Linked DNA regions of Homo sapiens: region 2 is linked to region 1. The links are chromatin loops, found by intact Hi-C in ENCODE. Cell type or tissue: heart left ventricle. All regions are shown on one strand. Links, peaks and the distances in the headings refer to the core of each region. The heading gives the core; the rest is flanking DNA. Region 1 has its middle 210 kb from the start of PRR32. Region 2 overlaps PRR32 (proline rich 32).

Evidence for each region. A loop is a pair of places that touch in the nucleus more often than their neighbours do. Peaks named below come from ENCODE experiments on the same cell type or tissue, not always from the same donor. Only the 100,000 strongest peaks of a DNase experiment are listed, where the experiment ranks them.
Region 2: a loop joins it to region 1, with 21 times the contacts of the local background. A loop is called at or near these places in 5 of 110 quality-filtered maps.

What each region holds. Positions count from the first base shown.
Region 1 is chrX:127,029,864-127,032,791 of GRCh38, reverse strand. No RefSeq gene overlaps it. Among named protein-coding and RNA genes, the nearest start is that of PRR32, 210 kb to the right of the region's middle. In heart left ventricle, for the core only: no CTCF peak of the experiment used is centred there; no DNase peak of the experiment used is centred there; H3K27ac peaks cover 324 bases.
Region 2 is chrX:126,819,767-126,822,694 of GRCh38, reverse strand. PRR32 (proline rich 32) reads right to left here. Exons shown (of 2, transcript NM_001122716.2): 1 at 2,832-2,928; 2 at 909-2,036. The coding sequence starts at 2,851. The coding sequence ends at 1,160. Among named protein-coding and RNA genes, the nearest start is that of PRR32, 1.5 kb to the right of the region's middle. In heart left ventricle, for the core only: no CTCF peak of the experiment used is centred there; a DNase peak (open chromatin) is centred at 1,844.

The DNA.
Region 1 (2,928 bases), core at 238-2,737:
GTTGTGTTTGGATTCAAGGGAAGAACAAGTATTGCCAAAGATCAACTTGATGTACCTAACTAGTTTGTCTAGAAGTGACATTGAAAATGATTACCTTATGGGCTAAATATTGCCACAGATATGTTTGTTTGACCTACACATTTAAAAAATGTTTTTATGTCATTTGTTGGCAGTTTAAAATGGAGAGATTTCACATAAAATCCAGTTTAAAGAGGTTCTCCTGAAAAATAAAAAGATCTGGCAGTAGTGGGTTTCCTTCCTCACATAATGAAAATTGACTGGAGCTAGATAGAATATTCTACTTTAAAAAGGACATGGGACTTCAGTTTATCATAGTTCCCACTAATCTCTATTTTTCCTACACATAGCCTGTTTATTCATTTGTATTTATATACTATATGTCCCTGCAGCTCTAGGATTTTAAGTCTGTGACTTCTGAAATCAACCTTATATAGAAATTTTCATGTTTGAATGACCCATATCTTTAAACTTCTTAAATAATTAGGAAAACTAGAAACCTGAGATACTTAACATTATAAAAAGATGGTTTACAAACACCACATGTTCTCACTCATAGGTGGGAATTGAACAATGAGAACACATGGACACAGGAAGGGGAACATCACACACCGGGGCCTGTTGTGGGGTGGGGGGAGGGGGGAGGGATAGCATTAGGAGATATACCTAATGTTAAATGATGAGTTAATGGGTGCAGCACACCAACATGGCACATGTATGCATATGTAACAAACCTGCACGTTGTGCACATGTACCCTAAAACTTAAAGTATAAATAAATAAATAAATAAAAAGATGGTTTAAAGGACATTGTGATATTACTGTAAATATTCCTGAAGTGTGATTAAATTAAATTAAAAAATTAAAAGTTTGTGCATCATAAGACTTTACAAAAAATATAAATACAGCCTACAGTAGTTAATTCAATAAGCTTGTTTTCTGCTATTCATTCATAGCATTTTTCATCTCATCCATTTAATGGTTGTTTAATTTTGCCTTTTATGGTGCTTGCATTCCTTATTCTTTTTGTTTTCCTCTTTACAATCCCCAACACAGTGGCTTCTATATGCAGGTGACTAATAAAATTTTCTTCAATTCACTATCAAGTGAATGCTAACTTATCTTACATTCCCCTGATAATTATAATCATTTAAGAACACTTAAAAAACAATGGCTTAGCAATAAAGAAATATTTCATAGGAAATGTAGAACAAAGAAGTGATCAAATTCACTTTTATATAATGAGTAATATATCCTAGATGAGTAAATTTAAGTCACATTTTTAAGGAAGTAAAGAAGTGCTTTATAAGCAGTTGGCAGAAATGAATCTATAGCAGTGCAGGTGGGAAAATAATGGAATCAATAATGGAATCAATAATGGATTAATAGAATCAGTGAAGACATAGCAGTAACATTGGTGTGAAATGAGGTTATAAATAAGTGAGATTGCATGCAGTACATGGGCCATGATTGGAAGTAATACAAAATACACATTTGTGAGCAACCAGTAACAGGAGTTTTGTTCATTCTTTACCTTATGTATCTAATGCTTATATAAATGTAACACATTTGGCTCTTAGGCAAGCCAGAAAAATTAGACAGAGGTTTCTCTGACATTTTATCTATCAAATCAGGGGGATTAGAGATAGTGCTGTATCTCTTTACCTATTATTTAAATAGGAATAAATATATATACATGATACATTTCATTGATCCTACAAAACAAGGCAATTAATGCCACATGGCAATATCTTGCAATATAATTGAACATAATAGATATGGAAGTGAAGATTGCTTTAGGATTCTATCCACTCACTGGGAAAACTATCATAAAACCTTAAGTCTAGTTTTTGAAAAGGCAGTATTTACATCACAATAGAAATAAATCACCCATATACATCACTAATTCTATGGTTATATAGAGCCAGCAAAATAGCCTGTAGCAAGGCAAATTTAGTCATTATAATTTGATGGACGTGTGTGTATGTGTGTGTGTGTGTGTGTGTGTCTGTATGTGTGTGAGAGAGATCAATATACATTGCTACAAGCATGCTTATGTAAGTATATTGATTATGAAACTTGTTTTAGCACTCTATACCAATTGATGTTTTTCATAATGCTGTCTGGTGTTTGACGACTCTTGACTTTGTTGTTTTGTTTTGTCTTCTTTTTGTACAAGCAGAGTCTTGCTCAATCTCAGTGGCTCTAACTGGAGACAGCAGTACTGGCCATGACACCCTCCCTACCCTGATAAAAATAGTTATAAAGACAGAGTGGAGCTAGAGTACTGATTGTTCCTTCTAAACTGCCCAGATAACAAAGTAAAATTCACAGCACAATCTTCTTAATAAAGAATAACCTACAAGTATATTAAATGTTTATCCACTTAAGTATTTATCCACTGAAGTACTTTTAAAGCTTTTTTAACTCTGACAAGCATAATGAAAAAAAATTTGATGATGATCACGAGTAGAAAAACATGCATGTAATTTGGTCGCTTGCCAAATAATTGAAGGACACACTAAATAACTCCTCCGTATCAGAAGAGATGATGACACAGGCTGAAAAGAAGCCCAAAGCTGTCTGTGTTTAAACAGATTTACTTAATAGGAAGGCTTGTTGTATCTTTAGGCCTTAAAAGGAACAGAAAACAAAGAAAGATTTTTTTGAGGGGGATTAAGGGGAGGCCGTGGGATTCCTGCCATTAGTATTGGATGTTGAACTTATCTTTCTCATAGAGCAGGAGTCATGCTTCCTTTCTCCTCCAATCCCTCAAAAAAACTTGCAACCTTAAAAAGAACAACAAAAATCTTCTTTTTATGGTTAAGGTATTTCTCTCAAATTCCACTAAAGGAAAACATTAAAACAAAAGTTCAAAAAACAAAACAAAACAAAAACCAAAAACCCACAT
Region 2 (2,928 bases), core at 429-2,928, 210 kb after region 1:
TGTGTCTGTCTTGGGAGAGATCCACGGGGAGGTAATTGAATCATGGGGGCAGTTATCTTTATGCTGTTCTCGTGATAATGAGTGAGTTCTCACAGGATCTGTCAGTTTTATAAGTGCCTCCCCGACCTTCACTCTGCACTTTTCTCTCTGGTTGCCATGTAAAGAAGTACGTGTTTGCTTCCCTTTCTGCCCTAATTGTAATTTTCCTGAGGCCTCCCCAGCCATGTGGAATTGTAAGTCAATTAGACCTCTTTCCTTTATAAATTGCCCAGTCTTGAGTATGTCTTTATTAGCAGTGTGGGAATGGATCTAATACATATAGTAAGCTCTTTGTTGAGACAAAGGGTGAAAGGATCAGTCCTGTTCCACCTTGATTTTGGACTCTTATTGAGCCAGAGCTATATATACTATGTAATTAGCAACAAGGAAAAGTTGAAACACAAACACCAGTTCGTGTTGAAGCAGTGGTCTAAGAATACTCTTCCATCTTCCCTCCTCCTTCTTTCCTGACTTTTCAACTTGGTTCTGCCTATGACTGCTAAATGTTAGCTCTATTACTCTCACCTCAATCTCATCTGGCTTCTTTTACTGTTTGTTCATTTTTCTCTATTATCTGAACTTTAGGCTGCCTTTATGGAACTTTTCTTAATTCAGCCATCCAGCTCTAAGCACCCCTTATAGCCTTGGGTAGATAGAGATTCCCCAATCTAGCCTTGGCCTAGGAAGAACCTAACCACCCTTCCCCAGTCACACTGCAAGACAACTCAATAGAAAATAGTAACAGTCATTTAACTAAGCCATTTAGAAAACACTGACAGGTTTGTTTCTGCTTTAATTACCTTAAAGATAGAACACAAAATCCAAGGCTTTGGTTCCTGGGGTGTCATTTTGAAAAATAATTTACAGCATTTCAGACTTCACAATCTTTATTTAATCTCCAGTATGTAGGGCACATTTGTGCTAAACAGAGTGTGGTAGGGTACAAGGTTTCAAATAGGGCACATTAGTGCTAAACAGAGTGTGGGAGGGTACGTGGTTTCAAGTAGGGCACATTAGTGCTAAACAGAGTGTGGGAGGGTACAAGGTTTCAAATATAAAAGCATAAATGAATAACTTTCACCTCTTTCCACAACCCTTTTTTCATCCTTCCTTTTTGCCATCAGCTGTGCTCTCTGTTGGGTGATGCAGGAGCTGGCATTCCCCCAGAATGGAAATGGGCAAAATAAGAAGGCAGTGGAGGACCAAATATCGGAGGAGGAGCAAAAGGAAGAGGCATAGTGAGAAAGGGATTGAAAATCGGAGGTCGAGGAGGGATGAAACAATGAACAGTAGAGCAAGAAGGTAAACCTGGAGTACTGGAAGACAACGGGATAGGCCTTGGCCAATTATGCATGGGGTGGCATGGGCCCCTGAGTGGGAAAGAAACATGAGCCAGCTTTCCTCTGCAGGCTATTCGTGTATTTCCGGGCGGCACCTCCATTACTATCCCTGATCTAAGGGTGGGAATATGTGAAGGGCCTCTCACTTGTGGGCCCCTGGGTGGAAAGAACCCTTTACCTTGTGGCAAAGCTACATGCAACCTTGCGTTATTACTGCCTCTCTCAGTGCCCCCATTGTTGACCTTTGTGCCCCCTACTATCAGTGCAGGAGGGCCGCCAGAGACTTCCCAGGACACATTAATAGCATCCTGTCCCTCCTGCCTCCAGCCTGCCAGTGCATCAGAGCTGTTTACTTCTGCTGTTGCTAGGGACTCTTCTGCAACAGCAGGTGGTGGCCCGTAGGGGTGTCTATGAGCTCTCAAGCTATGAAGAGGAATGCAGGATCCTGTTCTTTCAGAGGGCCACTCCAGTTGCTTGCTATCCAGATCAGTCAGCACATTGACGGAAGGTCTCAGCGGTACTTGAGGTTGACCCCAGGGCTCTGCGTCATCCTCTGGCTTGGAACTCAGACATTGCAGGGGCATGTCGTGGTGCAGCTCCTGGTTCCCATTTTTGTCCACAGATACTACCAAGGGTGAAGGGGCGTGCCCTCCAAGGCTTGCAAAAACAGAAATCAAACAGCTAATAAAAATGGAAATGCACTGACCAGAAAATAGCTACAATATGTAATTGACTGAGCTCACTGAAATATACCAGGGAAAAAAGGAGTGCCCTCTCCCCTATATGTAGCCAAATACTTGCTCAGCGCTCTGGCCCCTTCCCAGGTGGCTTCTTTAGTACTAGGCTACATGATTACCCTTCATGACTACTCAGTGGCCTATTTCATTCCTCATTTCCCCACCTCCACAAGGCAGCAAGGAAGCTTAGAAGATGCACATAACTTAATAGTAAGCATATAATAGAAAATACCAGCTTTTTCAATTCTCTCTAGGATCTATGATTCACTAATCCTGGCATTCAGATTCTGGCAAGATTGTTCTGGTATGTCTTCCGAAGTAAAATATCTTTTTCTTCACAGAAGTCAAAGAAAAGTTAGTTATGTTAACAAACACACAAGTTTCTCTTCTTGAGGTATCATTCAACACTCACACCAAATTTTGTTAAAAATTCTTTCATTCAACCACCACCACACCCTAGAGTAAGAATTTCCTCATGTTTAAACCCCACTGTTTAGACTAGGGATTTGTAAATTTTCTTTCAAAATTACACTTCAAAGTTGCCACTCTTAAATCCGGTATTCTTAGTAACTAAATTTATGTCCTTCAAGTTTTTGTCTGTAATTTCCTCCCACATCTCCTCCAACCCATTCATCCCTGTCCCAGTTACACAATAAAGCAATTCAAACTGACTTTGCCTTCAAAATTAAACAGTTGTACTCGGTTTTGTACTTACACGTTTTCAATACAAGCCATGAAGAAATTTGATCAGAATAGCTTTCCTGAGGTGGTGGAGATAACCCACTGAACAGGCCAGCTAGGTCTGGAGAAAT